2 separate regions of the Homo sapiens genome follow, and region 2 is linked to region 1. Evidence: chromatin loops called from intact Hi-C (ENCODE). Cell type or tissue: ascending aorta. All regions are shown on one strand.

Evidence for each region. Peaks named below come from ENCODE experiments on the same cell type or tissue, not always from the same donor. Only the 100,000 strongest peaks of a DNase experiment are listed, where the experiment ranks them.
Region 2: it touches region 1 in a loop (2.9-fold over the local background); 24 of 110 quality-filtered maps call a loop at or near these places.

The regions. Positions count from the first base shown.
Region 1 is chr1:9,263,353-9,271,352 of GRCh38, forward strand. It overlaps H6PD (hexose-6-phosphate dehydrogenase/glucose 1-dehydrogenase), which reads left to right. Exons shown (of 5, transcript NM_004285.4): 5 at 157-7,985. The coding sequence ends at 1,517. Among named protein-coding and RNA genes, the nearest start is that of SPSB1, 26 kb to the right of the region's middle. In ascending aorta, a CTCF peak has its summit at 3,934; a DNase peak (open chromatin) is centred at 3,909; H3K27ac peaks cover 648 bases.
Region 2 is chr1:9,569,746-9,577,745 of GRCh38, forward strand. SLC25A33 (solute carrier family 25 member 33) reads left to right here. Exons shown (of 7, transcript NM_032315.3): 4 at 513-613; 5 at 3,601-3,667. It also overlaps the pseudogene RPL9P11. Among named protein-coding and RNA genes, the nearest start is that of TMEM201, 15 kb to the right of the region's middle. In ascending aorta, CTCF peaks have their summits at 3,345 (motif pointing left) and 4,162 (motif pointing left); no DNase peak of the experiment used is centred here.

The DNA.
Region 1 (8,000 bases):
CATGGAAGAGATGCCAGGCGAGGGGTGAGCATGGCAAGGCGAGGGGCTTCCCTGAGGCAGGGGGACGCCCAGAGGAGCCGGCAAGGAGAGGAGAGGGCTGGCCGGAGAGTCCTGGTCTGTGCCAGAGAGTCACCCTCTGCTGTTCCCTCACCCCAGCCGTCCTAGTGCACATTGACAACCTTCGCTGGGAGGGCGTGCCTTTCATCCTGATGTCTGGCAAAGCCTTGGACGAGAGAGTGGGCTACGCTCGGATCTTGTTCAAGAACCAGGCCTGCTGTGTGCAGAGCGAAAAGCACTGGGCCGCGGCGCAGAGCCAGTGCCTGCCCCGGCAGCTCGTCTTCCACATCGGCCATGGCGACCTGGGCAGCCCTGCCGTGCTGGTCAGCAGGAACCTGTTCAGGCCCTCCCTGCCCTCCAGCTGGAAGGAAATGGAGGGACCACCTGGGCTCCGCCTTTTCGGCAGCCCTCTGTCCGATTACTACGCCTACAGCCCTGTGCGGGAGCGGGACGCCCACTCCGTCCTCTTATCCCATATCTTCCATGGCCGGAAGAATTTCTTCATCACCACAGAGAACTTGCTGGCCTCCTGGAACTTCTGGACCCCTCTGCTGGAGAGCCTGGCCCATAAGGCCCCACGCCTCTACCCTGGAGGAGCTGAGAATGGCCGTCTGTTGGACTTTGAGTTCAGTAGCGGCCGGTTGTTCTTTTCCCAGCAGCAGCCGGAGCAGCTGGTGCCAGGGCCAGGGCCGGCCCCAATGCCCAGTGACTTCCAGGTCCTCAGGGCCAAGTACCGAGAGAGCCCGCTGGTCTCCGCCTGGTCCGAGGAGCTGATCTCTAAGCTGGCTAATGACATCGAGGCCACCGCTGTGCGAGCCGTGCGGCGCTTTGGCCAGTTCCACCTGGCACTGTCGGGGGGCTCGAGCCCCGTGGCCCTGTTCCAGCAGCTGGCCACGGCGCACTATGGCTTCCCCTGGGCCCACACGCACCTGTGGCTGGTTGACGAGCGCTGCGTCCCACTCTCAGACCCGGAGTCCAACTTCCAGGGCCTGCAGGCCCACCTGCTGCAGCACGTCCGGATCCCCTACTACAACATCCACCCCATGCCTGTGCACCTGCAGCAGCGGCTCTGCGCCGAGGAGGACCAGGGCGCCCAGATCTATGCCAGGGAGATCTCAGCCCTGGTGGCCAACAGCAGCTTCGACCTGGTGCTGCTGGGCATGGGTGCCGACGGGCACACAGCCTCCCTCTTCCCACAGTCACCCACTGGCCTGGATGGCGAGCAGCTGGTCGTGCTGACCACGAGCCCCTCCCAGCCACACCGCCGCATGAGCCTTAGCCTGCCTCTCATCAACCGCGCCAAGAAGGTGGCAGTCCTGGTCATGGGCAGGATGAAGCGTGAGATCACCACGCTGGTGAGCCGGGTGGGCCATGAGCCCAAGAAGTGGCCCATCTCGGGTGTCCTGCCGCACTCCGGCCAGCTGGTGTGGTACATGGACTACGACGCCTTCCTGGGATGAGGGCGCCTGTGCCCCTTGCCCGCTTCGCTCCTGTGCTTTCCTTCGCCCGTGTCTTCCCTCCCTTCTCGGCCCCGCCACCTGCCCAGCGTGCCCTGGCTCTCCAGAACCTTCTATCCCACAGTCAGGCCCCAGAGAGGGCAGGACAAGCCTTGTCCCGATGCCTTTGACCGGCAGCTCTGTGTATTGGTGGATAGATGCAGAAACAAGGAAGAAATGGAGTCTGCTCCTGAGAAGCTTCAAATTCAGGCCAGGAGAGAAGTCTTAAGAAAAGACCTCCAGCAGTTACACATTCATATCAACCAGCACAACACGGGATGGCGCCCAAACTCCGGCGTTCACAAGAGGAGACGTGACGTGGTGGGCTGAGGTTAATCAGGGAAGGTTTCCTGGGGGAGGTGATCCTTGAACTGGCTCCCGGGGAACATTCAGAGCATGATTGGTAGACAGAAGGGTGCAGAGGCGCCCAGGGGAGTACATTGCCCCGTGCAAAGCAGGGGCATTGGGGACTGTCTTGAGACCCTGAGGGGGTCAAGCCCCTCCTTCCCCAGCTGCCCCTCCTTCTAGAACCTCTGCACATCTAGCCTCTGGCCCTCCTCTTCACTGCCTCCACCTGCTCCCGCTTGCCATCCCTGTCTCCTCCATCCTGGCTGTGCAGTAGGAATTCCAGGCTCCTCCCTGTGTCTTTGCTGTTCTTCAGACTCCATTTATAGAGAATGAGGGCTGATAACAGGAATACAGTGGCAAAGACTAGACTGTGGAAAGGGTTCCAGAAATCTTTTTTCTTTTTTAATTAAAAAAAATATTTGCAGAGATGAGCTCTTGCTATGTTGCCCAGGCTGGTCTCAAACTCCTGGGCTCAAGCGATCCTCCCATCTCAGCCTCCCAGAGTGCTGGGATTACAGGTGTGAGCTACTGCGCCCAGCCCCAGAAATCTCAGTGCTGTTTGGAGCTCCATTTCTCATTTGATGACTTGCTCTGCGTGGGGAGGTGGGGTCTCATTCCCCCAACTTCCTCAGGGAGGACCCCTGCCCTCCGCTGCTCCTCTGTCCTGCTAGCCTTCCTCCAGGAAGCACACTGGGTGCAGATAATCAGGACATTCCAGAGATCCCCAATTTAAGAGGGTCATTTCCATCTCAGGGGACTCCCGGATGGGTGTTTCCGCTCTCAATAGCCCCTCTTGTTTTACCAGGAAAGATCCAGTTAAATCACCCACTGAGGTGACAGCTCATTAGCGGGGAGAGAGATGGAGCATCGAGTGACACTGGGCCATCCAGGCGGCTCTGCTCCCACCAGACAGGAGCTAGGCCTCACTGGCAGGGGGGCTGCCCACAGCCTTTTCAGGGGCTCGCTTGGCGGGTGACGGGGCCGCAGCCAGGCCTTCTCTCCCTGCCCCTTGGTGACCCCGTGGCTTCCTGTCTGCTGGCCTCTCCTGCTACTTATCACTTCACCACGAACTCTCTGCCTGAGACTGGGGAAGTAAGCGGGTATCTTCTCAGTGAGCATAGGTTGGGGACTGTGATCTTGAGAAGCCATGGGCCAGCAATACCTGCTTTTCTGAAGCCCCCAAGGAGGGCTCTGACATTCTTTTTAAAAACACCACAAAGCAAAATTCCCAGGACATGTGTAGTTTTGTTTGTTCAGTATCCCACAACTTAAGGCTGGGAGATGGAACTCTTGGTTAAGGTCGATTTTTCTGTCTGGCTTCTCCGCACCTTCCACTTGCTCTCTGGATCAGGCAGATATAAACTTTCTAGCGCATTTTGAGAGAGGGCTTTCTTGGGTGAGGGAGCATGGCAAAGTCGGTTTCTCTCTGGACTGTTTACACTTCAAGGCGGTGGATTTAGAGGAATCCTGGCTTTCATTTTCAATGCCAGTCTGAGACATGTTCCCAAGCCGGGGCTCTTGTTCACACCACTTACTCTGGCCACCAACAACAACCCAGGCCAGACAGAGCATCTCTTTTTTTTTTTTTTGAGACAGAGTCTCTGTCGCCCAGGCTGGAGCCCAGTGGCGAGATCTTGGCTCACTACAACCTCCACCTCCCGGGTTCAGGCAATTCTCGTGCCTAAGCCTCCCGAGTAGCTGCGACTACAGGCGCCGGCCAGCATGCCTGTCTAATTTTTGTATTTTAGTAGAGACAGGGTTTCACCATGTTGCCCAGGCTGGTCTCGAACTCCTGAGCTCAGGCAGTCTACCCACCTCAGCCTCCCAAAGTGCTGGGATTACAGGCGTGAGCCACCGCGCCCAGCCAGAACATCTGTTTTTACACCCAGAGAGCGCCCCTCGTTAGGACAGAACCACGGTGCCCAGAGCCAGGAAGCCGCCCTCCTGGCGCCCAGCATCTGAGCTTCTACACGTGATGGGCGGGCTCAGGAGAGGACAGGGAGTCGTGGTGGAAGTTCCACAGCTGGCCGCGTGGGGGGGCCCTTGCACCGCACTGCCGCCTCCTGACTGCCCCTATCCCCGCAGCCCCTGTGCCGGATTTCATTTCCCTCCTCTCTCCCAGGGTACCTGGCCCCAGCACTCTCCCATCTGTTCTTCAGGAACCGACTCCTCTCCAGTTGCAACACCAGGGAGAAAGGGGCCTCCACATGCCCAAGTACCCCTGCAGGATGAAGGGCAGGCCGGCCCTTGATGTGCCATTTCTGAATAATAGTCACTGCCGCCGAGTCTAGGATGTCCTGTTCTAACTCAGCCCTGCCTCGGATGCACCACCGATCTGTGCAGAGTGGGTGTGGGAGTGTGGGTGAGGGTCGAAATGCCAAAGGTCTACTTTCCAGAATCAAGTGCCTTCTGCAAATCATGTTGGAAAAGTCCAAACCTGGAGATGTCCCTGTGCCTCCGCCCCTACCCACCCCTTTTCCTTCAGCTGTGTTAGGAAGGAGAAGTTTTCAGAACCCTCTAGGCTGGTGGCTTTCAAACTTCAGACCATGATCTGCAGCAAGAAACGTGCCTTCCATCATAAATCAGTCCATTTGTTTACAACTGTGTTCCAAGCAGGTTTCATAAAGAAATTCTTAACCTTAGAACCTCGGATATCCTCTATGTTTTAGTTTTCATTTTTTTAAAATGCTTCTTAAAATTCACTAAATTGGGCTAGGTGTGGCTCATGCCTGTAATCCCAGCACTATGGGAGGCTGAGGTGAGAGGATCACTTGAGCCCAGAAGGTTGAAACCAGCCTGGGCAACATAGTGAGACCCCATCTCTACAAAAAGTTTTAAAACCAGGTATGGTGGTGCCCTCCTGTGGTCCCAGCTACTCGGGAGTCTGAGGTGGGAGGATCACCTGAGCCCAGGAGACTGAGGCTGCAGTAAGGTGTGATTGCACTATTGCTCTCTAGCCTGGAAAACAGAGTGAGACCCTATCTCAAAAAAAAAAAAAAAAAAAAAGGAAAGAGTGATGACAACAGCCCAGGGAGCAGCCCCGCTCAGAACCCAAGTCCCAAGTTCCAGCACTGTGTTCCCAGGCAGGCTGTTTGCCTCTTCCTGGTCTGGAAGCCCTTGGGTCCTATGGTGGCGGCAGCTCCCACAGTCCAGGTTCCCTGGTGGGGACCAATGATTCCATCCGCATGGAAGCCCACGTGTGCACTTAGGGGCCCATAAATGGCAGAAGGGCCCCTCCTTTGGGAGACCTTGTCAGTCAGCATCTCTAGGGCAACCGTGATTGCCATTTGTAGAGGGGAAGGAATCAAGGGACTTTAAGCTAGATCAAAATCTGGGGACAAATTCTCCTGCTAACTGCAAGTTAAAATAGGCCCTTCTTACTGAATTTCCCTGTTTGTTTCTCTGCAGACAATGCTTTAGCCCTACTCTTGGGCCCCCAAGTTAGCAGAGTAATCAAAGCTTCCTACCGTTTGGCCTACTATTCCAGACTAGTCCCTCGAGGGGTTCCCTTCCAAAATATGCAGGGCTCAGGCTCCCAATTCCGGGCCTGTCTGCTTTGCTTGTGTTTCTCCTGTCCCTGTTCTCCCGGAGGGCCCAGGTGGAACTCACGACAGGGAGGGAGACGCTTCCCAAAAACCTGCAGGGCTATTTCCCAGAATTTGGTTTTCAAGTACAAAACTTTTTGTCCTGTAAGATATATGCAGCCTCACAGAAGCAGCCTCTGCCTCCACTTTACCAGCTACGTTTTTATCTTAAGCACATGGGGCTCCCTTAGAACTTACTCCACTGATTTAAAAAAAAAAAACTGCCTGGCAGCATCTCAGTGTCAGAGTGAGCACGGCACAGGAAAGGCCCGTGGTGACGAGGGTGAGGTGGCCACAGTGACCGGACGACAAATGAGACTCTGCAAATGAGACTCCAGAGGGTGAAGATCTGCGGTCTCCAGACATCATAGGCCATGTGACCCACTAGGGGCCGCTTACCCCTGGCCGTCCGCTGGCTGAACTGAACGCATTCCCTCTCTCCGCAACTCTCCCGTGAGGCTGCACCCGTGTGGGTAGCACTGGAAGCGGCACTGTTTGCATTGTACATAGGAAGGAAGGAAGTTCTTCCAGCCTCACCAGCACCTGGCAGCGAGTCAGAGCCTGTGAGGGCATCCGAAGCAGTGATGCAGTGTCAACCTCCCAGCTGGTGCCACTCTGCCCTCGGGGGCTCCAAGCATTGTAACTCAGTCATGGGAGCTGCCTCTTTGGAAGTGCAGATTTATTCCTGTAATAATCCTGCCTGCTTTTACCTCTCGTCCACTGACCAGCAAGTGTGAGTCCCGGTGTCAGTCGGCACAGTCCAGTGTCCATCTGCATTTGCTCATGCAGAGGGGGTGAGTTGGGCACTCCCTGTTGTTGGTTTTCCTTTTGCAGCACACTGGGCAGTCTCCCTATAAAACAAAAACCCCACCTTCTGTGCCTTCTGCTTTAGAGCAGAGCTCCCCCTCCCATTTCCTCAGTCTTCCCTGCAAAATCTGTCCACCGGGGAAGGCAGCAGGAACCCTGGGCAGCGGGTGTTCTGGGAAGGCTAGTGACAGCAGATGTCATCCAGGAACAGCCACACACGGTTCTCCAGGCCGCCGTCAGCAGCTCAAGGTGGGGTATGAGTGAGAAGCTGAGGATCTCGCAGCTTGTTGCTGAGCAAGGTGCAACCGGGCTCATGCTGTCATCAGCACAAGACGGGATGGCAAGGGCTTTCAGACGCATTTCCAAGAGTCCAGCAAGCCAGGGGGAAGATGATCCCTTTGCCGAAGTGTACCCTCTAGCCAACTTTTGGGAGCGCTTCTGTTTGCAAAGCGCTGGGGATGTGCCTGTCTCTGTGTGACCCACGAACGGGAAGGGAGAGCACTGGAGTAATGACACTTCTGCTGCTGCTTTGATTCTCAAGGCTGATCTTTAAAACCCTCGCCTTGCTGACAGGTGCTTTAAAGGCAGTCTGCATCTTTTCTTCCCTTGGTGTGGGAGAGGTAAACACTTTGATTTGCTGAAAGCTGTATGGAGTATATTTGAACAGCTAGTAGTTAGCTTTGAAAGTGGAAGTGTGAACAGACACTACTTGTGTCGCTTTGGGTCCTTCACTTTACCCCCACAGAAGTCTAGAGGCGTCTGTTATAAAGCGTTACGGGGCGCCTGCATGCAGGAGGAAGGACCTGTATTAGCTGGAAATCATCAGGAACCCAGCTTGCCTCCATCTCTCTGAGATGTGCTGGGTACAGCCTGCCCCTCCTAGTTCTGTCCACCGGGAAGAGCCGGCTGGCGGCAGATCCCCAGGGGCAGAGCCCCTGCTGGATCCTGGGAGCTCATCTTTACCTGTGCCGGAGTGGGAACTGTGATTCCAGCCGGGCAGGTCAGAGTGGAGCAGTGCTAAGAGGCTGTTGCAGGAGAACTAGACGGGCGGGGCCTGCTGCATCTGGATCATGTTTCTGTGCTCTGCCCCGCGCTAGGGACTCAGGGTCTGGGCTTCTGCCAGGTGAGGAGCAGAGAGACTGTTCCCTTGGGTGGAGAGGTGTGGGCATGAGAGCCACCCATTGCCAAGCAGCAAGAATGTTCGTGCTTTTTTCCAGAGAGGGGAACCCCACTGGTTTTTGTGGAAACAATGGAAACTTACAGATGCCTGCCTGGGATGATGAGGCACATTCAGAACAAATGCTTTTTTTTTTTTGAGACAGAGTCTCGCTCTGACGCCCAGGCTGGAGTGCAGTGGCGCGATCTCGGCTCACTGCAAACTTTGCCTCCCAGGTTCAAGTGATTCTCCTACCTCAGCCTCCCGAGTAGCTGGGATTACACCACCATGCCCAGCAAATTTTTGTGTTTTTAGTAGAGACGGAGTTTCACCATGTTGGCCAGGCTGGTCTCGAACTCCTGACCTCAGGTGATCCATCCGCCTTGGCCTCCCAAAGTGCTGGGATTACAGGCGGGAGCCACCATGCCTGGCCAGAACAAATGCCTTTTTAAACCTTTTAAGAACATTTTTAAAATGTCTTTTTCTATGTCAAATGTAACGTTTATTTTTTTAAACAATAAAATTGATTTGCCAAAATCCGGGCTTTAATTC
Region 2 (8,000 bases), 310 kb after region 1:
ACCACTTTGCGGTAGTCAAGGCAGGGGGTGGCGGAAGGGCCCTTTATGAAAACACAGGTATGATATGATGGCTGTTCCTGTGTGTTCCCGAGTCACCCAAAAACAGTTCAAATTATGTTTGACATTCTCATTTTGGCACAGGGTGAAAAAGTGTGGTCTATTCTAGAAACAAAAAAAAAAATTAAAACTTCCAATGTGTTGAAGCTTAAAGGATTAGCATTTATCCAGAACGAAGAATGTAAAAGGACTTTGTAGATGTCTTCCCCAAATCTCACTTTCCTCAATTATTTTTGAACACCTCTGTCACCACTAAATCATTTCTGGAGGGACACACAGGAGCTTCCTGAACGTGCCTGTGGCAGGTTTTGGTTTTAGCACAGGCGAGGACAAGCTTTTTAGTACATGGCAGCATCTTTCCCATTTTATTTTCCGAAAATTTTTCAGGTGTTCTGGAGGGACGTATAAAGTTGCACTGTGATGATTTCTTTATAATGTTCTCTTTGTTCTAACAGGGCTGTATACTTTGCATGTTACTCCAAAGCCAAAGAGCAATTTAATGGCATTTTCGTGCCTAACAGCAATATTGTGCATATTTTCTCAGCTGGCTCTGCAGGTATGTTACCCTAGTGAGTGAAGAGAGGGTCTCTCTCTCACTTTTCTAAAGCATGCATTGTGCCAGTTTTTCCAGGAATTAGAAATTAGCTCCTTGCTTCCTTTGCACCTAAAATTGTTTTTCTAAAGCTTTATGTTACAACCAATAGGAGAGTGAGAGCGGTTTGTAGCTTGATTTTATTTTCCTTGACCACTAAAGCTCTTTATTTGCCCTCAAAATGTACATGTTCTATGCATGCTACTGGTATTTTGTTCTTCTAAAGGAATATTCATAGGTTTTTCATGTCTTCTGTTTGCCCATCAAATGATATAGATAGATAGATATAGATAGATAGATAGATATAGTTTTTTTTTTTTTTTTTTTTTTTGAGACAGAGTCTCACTCTGTCACCCAGGCTGGACTGGAGTGCAGTGGTGCAATCTCGGCTCACTGCAGCCTCCTCCTCCCAAGTTAAAGTGGTTCTTGTGCCTCAGCCTCCTGAGTAGCTGAGATTACAAGTATTTGCCACCATGCCTGGCTAATTTTTGCATTTTTAGTAGAGACGAGGTTTCACCACATTGCCCGGGCTGATCTCAAACTCCTGACCTCAAGTGATCCACCCTCCTCGGCCTCCCAGAGTGCTGGGATTACAGGCATGAGCCACTGCGCCCAGCCCCATCAGATGATTTTCTAAAATTAGAGTTTCTTTCTTCAGATTCCCCACAGGGTCCCACACACCCTGTGTACAATTGGCACTCCTGTCCCCAACTATGGGTTATGCAATGAGGGTGTAGGGCTTGCAGTAGAGTTTCTAGTAGGGTCAGTGACAGCTCATAGGGCATCTGTTCTCTTTTGAGGGAACCATTCCACTTCCTACTGAAAAGCCATAGCGGGACTTCTTCCCCGGGATGTACTTGCAAAACATGAACGTGTAGATTTCTGAGAGAAGGGAAGGCTTTTTTGTTTGTTTGTTTTTGAGACAGAGTCACTCTGTCGCCCAGGCTGGAGTGCAATGGCGCAATCTCGGCTCACTGCAACCTCCGCCTCCTGGGCTCAAGGGATTCTCCTGTCTCAGCCTCCCGAGTAGTTGGGACTATAGGCACGTGTCACCACACCCAGCCAATTTTTTGTATTTTTAGTAGAGGCAGGGTTTCACCGTGTTAGCCAGGATAGTCTCGATCTGCCTGCCTCGGCCTCCCAAAGTGTTGGGATTACAGGCGTGAGCCACCCCACCCGGCCGAGAAGGCTCTTTTGTATAGAGTTCTATGTTCATTTAAACAGAAGGGTTTTTTTTTTTTAATTGGTATTGTTTTGTTTTGATACAGGGTCTGGCTGTGTCACCTAGGCTGGAGTGCAGTGGCATGATCTCAGCTCCCTGCAACCCCCACCTCCTGGGCTCAAGCCATCCCTCCTGCCTCAGCCTCCTGAGTAGCTGGAACTATAGCTGCATGCCACCATGCCCAGCTAATTTTTTTGTATTTTTTGTAGAAATGGAGTTTAACCATGTTGCCCAAGCTCGTCTCGAACTACTGAACTCAAGTAATTCACCTGCCTTAGCCTCCTAGAGTGCTGGGATCGCAGGCATAAGCCACCACGCCGAGCCTAGAAAGATATTTTAGAGAACTTAAATTGGCATTTTACGAAAAATTTGCATCTCCTACCAGTCTGTAAGATGTACACACCAGTTTTGTCTGCCGTTGTTACTCCAAATACAAGTATGACCAACCTGTCTGAATATTTATAGCTAATTATTTCTAGACCCTGAATAGAAAATCTTAAAGTTGCTTTATACAAGGAAGCCATTTCTATGTGATACAGAGCTCTGAGGAGGAAAGGCAGAGTTCCAAAACAGGTAGCCCTTTACTTAAAGATAGGCCAGTAGTGAGTTAGCATAAGCTAACAACTATTAATCTGTTTTGTAACTTTTGCAAAGTTAACTTAGAACCCTTGATAAATAAAGCAGACCTCAAGGAAGTTCTTAAAACCAGTGTCAGCCGGGCTTGGTGGCTCACGCCTGTAATCCCAGCACTTTGGGAGGCCGAGGCGAGCGGATCACGAGGTCAGGAGATCGAGACCATCCTGGCTAACACGGTGAAACCCTGTCTCTACTAAAAATACAAAAAAAAAAAAATTAGCCAGGCGCGGTGGCGGGCACCTGTAGTCCCAGCTGCTCGGGAGGCTGAGTCAGGTGAATGGCGTCAACCCGGGAGGCGGAGCTTGCAGTGAGCCGAGATCGCGCCACTGCACTCCAGCCTGCGACAGAGCAAGACTCCCATCTCAAAAAAAAAGAAAAAACCAGTGTCTTCCTAGTATCAAATTAATCTGCTTCCACAGCACTATAGAGGGTGTGAGGTATTACAGAAGAGATACTGTATGTCAGACTGATACCATGGTGTTGCTTTTTTTGGTTGTCCTAGAATGATTCACAGTGTTAGGTGAGGGAGGTTTGGCTGGGTGTGTTGGCTCATGCTTGTAATCCCAGCATTGTGGGAGGCTGAGGCTGGAGGATCCCTTGAGCCCAGGAATTGAGACTAGCCTGAGCAACAAGGGAGACCCGTCTCTACAAAAAAAAAAAAAAAAATTTTTTTAAAGAGATGGAGAAGGCATACTCACCAAATGGTTATCATATAACCAAATAAGCAGATCAGTCTTAAAAGTTAAATTATTTCTGGATCTGAGGCTTATAAATTGAGGTTTAGGACAGTTACAATTTTCAGTAGGAATCACATTAACACAGATATCAACACCACCACCTACAGGTTGAAAAGACTAGAAGGGATTCTAGAAAATTAAGAGAAATTTATTTTAGATCCAGCAATACCAATAGATGTTACACTTAATGGGGAAACTGAAGCTTCTATCTGCAGGATAGAAATATAACTGCTTCCTACTGTCTTTTTATTAGGCCATTGAAATCCCTATTTCAAAGTTTATTATATGATAATAGACATCTTTAATAAGTATGGACTATGTACAGTGTTGACCTTTACTGTTTTTTTTTTTTCCAGCTTTTATCACAAATTCCTTAATGAATCCTATATGGATGGTTAAAACCCGAATGCAGCTAGAACAGAAGTAAGTTATTATTTGTTCCTTCCTTAATGAAAGGATTTTTGGGATTTTTTTTTCTTGCCCCAATTCCTCCACATCTCTAAGGATGAGATATAGAGATGTACCCCCCTCCTCGTTTCCTTAATCTAAGTGCACGCAGGATTCCTTTTGTGTTGAGGTTTGTGCTATAAGCATCATGGGAAGATGAGGGCGACAGAGATGACAAACAGGGGAAGGAGGGGATATCTCTGGTTGTGTCCCCTGATCCGCAGTCCCACCTGTTGTCTCAGAGAGTCAGTGACTGTCTCTCCTTTGCAGACCCCACCCCAGTTGAAGTGCTGTGGGTTCTCCTCCGGATGGTCTCCCTTTCAAAAGGGAAGACAGTACAGGCACAACACTGAGTGTCCTCAGACCTCAGAGGGCTAATTTTAGTCTCCAAAGGCCCTCAGCTGTAATAGGTTTCTACCCTCAAGCTCCAGCCAGGGGTTTGTAACATTTTGTGGGGCTCTGTGGATTCCTTTGGTAGTCTGGTGACACCTGCAGGCCCTTTTTAGAATAATGTTGTTTTTTGAGTTTTTTTGTTTTTTTGTTGTTGTTGTTGTTGTTTTGTTTTTTTGTTTTGAGATAGGGTCTTACTTGTTGCCGAAGCTGAAGTGCAGTGGTCCAATCTTGGCTCACTGCAATCTATGCCTCCTAAGTAGAATAATGTATTTTGTTTCCTTTTCTTTTCTTTTTTTTTTTTTTTTGTTCTTTTGAGGCAGGGCCTCATCTATCACCCAGCCTCGACCTCCCAGGCTCAAGCAATCCTCCTGCCTCAGCCTCACCTCCTCAGTAGTTTGAGACCACAGGTGCATGCCACCACACCCAGCTAATTTTGTTTTTCTTGTAGAGATGGATCTTGCCATGTTGCCCAGGCTGGTCTCAACTCCTGGGCTCAAGCAGTCCTCCTGCCTTGGCTTCCCAAAGTGCTGGTATTACAGGCGTGAACCACCACACCAGGCCTTAATAAGGTTTTTAAAAATACACTTGTCAGTGATACAGTAGTATGCCTCTTTAACACATTAAATTAATAAGATATGGCAGTAGTCCAGTAACTACTATAATTTCTAAGAAATGATAAACAGTGTCCTGTGATGTTTTCAACAAATGTAATGTGACATGAAAATATTTCTGTGTGTGTCAAATCACAGTTACTACTGCTGCTACTACTGTGGCCTGTGTATTTACATTCGTAATGAATACAATTAACCCAAGCTAATGGAACCCGGTGTAAAGAGTGTTTTAGACTTAATAAAGCTAAGCTTCATCTAAGTTGTAAAAAACCCTAGCTGAAATAAAATAAACTATGAAGGTGGCTTTAATACTTCTGAAGACACAATAGCTAAGACCCAAATTGGGATTAGATACCCCACTATGCTTAGCCCTAAACTCCAATAGTTAACAACTTCAACTATTGGATTTCGGTTAGGGATTAGGGTTAAAGATGCATTTTCTCCCCAGTCCAAGTGAAGGAACTACCAGCATTCTATTAAGAACCCCTGTAGGCCGGGTGCGGTGGCTCACACCTGTAATCCCAGCACTTTGAGAGGCTGAGGCGGGCAGATCACGAGGTCAGGAGATCGAGACCAACCTGGCTAACACGGTGAAACCCTGTCTCTACTAAAAATACAAAAAATAAGCCGGGCGTGATGGTGGGCGCCTGTAGTCCCAGCTACTTGGGAGACTGAGGCAGGAGAATGGCGTTAACCCGGGAGGTGGAGCTTGCAGTGCGCCAAGATCGTGCCACTGCACTCCAGCCTGGGTGACAGAGCGAGACTCTGGCTCAAAAAAAAAAAAAAAAAAAAAAATAAGAACCCCTGTATTACTGTGTTGCCTGGAAATGTATGCACTGGAAACTTCCAGCCAGTCCACTCTGATTTTCAGCTGCCTCTAAAGAAAGGAGGCAGAGCTGGGCGTAGTGGCTCATGCCTGTAATCCCAGCACTTTGGGAGGCCGAGGCGGGTGGGTCACAAACTCAGGAGTTCGAGACCAGCCTGGCCAACATGGTGAAACCCCGTCTCTACTAAAAATACAAAAATTAGCCAGGCGTGGTGGTGGGCGCCTGTAATCCTAGCTACTTAGTAGAGTGAGGCAGGAGAATCACTTGAACCCGGGAGGTGGAGGTTGCAGTGAGCCGAGATCACACCACTGCACTTCAGCATGGGTGATAGAGTAAGACTCTGTCTGGAAAAAAAAACGAAAGCAAAACGAAAGGAGGCAGGGAGTACCCCAGGAAGGGTAGGTAGGGGCCCCAGTTCATTTTTCTTCCTAATGACCATGATAACCTCTGCATGAGTCACTTGACTCCAAGTTCGCCCAATCAATCTATTCTGCCCAAAAGAGCCTTCTAACATGCATCAGGTATAATCATTTGAACAGACCACTTGTTCAGACTCTTTTGATGAATCTGTTCCTCTCAGGGTAAATTCCTAATTCAGCAGTCCTGTAGTTTTCCAAAAATGTCATGTGCTTTTATTGCTCTGTCTCCCCACATATGCTGTCCCTCACCAGAGATTCCCCCTTCCCCTTCCTGGTCATGCTGTCACCTGTTGTGGAAGCCTTTGGTAATTCCTCCTAATTCCAAGTGTCCCATAGTAAACTCATATCACTTCTGTTTAGCAAGGGATAAATGCGTCCATCAGCTGAGAGCCTGTATATGTATTCTTGTCATTCTGCCTAATGATGGTGCTCAAGAATACTTTAGAACTTTGGGTGAGCTCTGTTAATATTTGTCTCTCAGCAGTGAATATTTGTTGCTTGCACTAGTCACTAGGGAAACAGCAGGGAATTAAGACCTAGCTTCTAGGAACTTACAGCTTCACAGATAAGATAATTAAAGTTTGGTGGGATAAGGTTGCTGAGGGTGCCACTAGACCTTCAAGAGTCACCCAGTACAGGTTGGGTTAAGAGAGAGAAGGTTGGGAGGGCCTTCAGAGGCAGCAGCACCCAACTCCCATCTTAAGAATAGCCAGGTGGGCTTTGCCGTGTCTACTGTGAAAATGAAGACCATTCACAGCAATCAGACTGTTGTCATTCCAGAAAATGTCAACATTACCCTGAAGAGATGCACAGTTACTGTGAATGGCCCCAGAGGAACCATGCAGAGGGACTTCAGTCACATCAATGTAGAACTCAGTCTAAAGAGGCTCTGGAGTGCCACACGGTGGGGTAACAGAAAGGAACTGGCTACCGTTCGAACTGTTGGTAGTTATGTGCAGAACACGATCAAGGGTGTTACACTGGGCTTCTGTTACAAGATGAGGTCTGCGTATGCTCACTTCCCCACCGACATTGTTATCCAGGAGGATGGGTCTCTTGTTGAAATCCGAAATTTCTTGGATGAAAAATACACCCGCAGGGTTCAGATGAGACCAGGTGTTGCTTGTTCAGTATCTCAAGCCTAGAAAGATGAATTTAATCCTTGAAGGAAATGACATCGAGCTTGTTTCAAATTCAGTTGCCTTGATTCAGCAAGCCACAACAGTTAAGGATATCAGGAAGTTTGGGGATGGTATCTATGTCTCTGAAAAAGGAACTGTTCAGCAGGCTGATGAATAAGATCTAAGAGTTGTCCCGCTACAGAAACAACATGCTGGATGATTCCTAAGACCTATTGGTGATATTTAAATGATGCCATAAAAGACATTGATTTGGGAAGAAAAGAATAGCCAGGTGGGGGCGGCAGAGAAGAGTCTTTTGGGCAGAGAGAAGGTGAGTGTAGAAATCTTGAGTCAAGAAAGCATGGTTAGGCTGGACTCGGTGCCTCACACCTGTAATCCCAGTACTTTGGGAGGCCGAGGTGTGCGGATCACTTGAGCTCAGGATTTCGAGACCAGCCTGGCCAACATGGTGAAACCCTGTCCTACAAAAATTAGCCGGGTGTGGTGTCATGCCTCGGGAGGCTGAGGCAGGAGAATGGCGTGAACCCGGGAGCCTGTAATCCCAGGGAGGCTGAAGCAGGAGAATTGCTTGAACCCAGAAGTTGAGGTTGCAGCTGAGATTGCACCATTGCACTCCACCCTAGGGGACAGAGTGAGTAAGACTCCATCTCAAAAAAATGAAAAAAGGAAAAAAGAAAAGAAAGCATGGTTAGTTCTGGGGAGCCGTAAGACAGGGAGTGTAGTTGGCGTGTAGTACGTGCATCTGCGCTGGAGAAGGGAGTTATGGAAGAATAAGGCTGGAGGAGCAGGGGAGCCCGATCCTTCCCAGGCCTGAAAGGGAGTTTGGAGTTGGGCTTTGAGGGCAGTGGAAAGTCATCAGAGCAGTGGTCCTCAGGGGAAATGGAGGATGGAGGTAGGGGGTGCCCTCCAGGGGACAT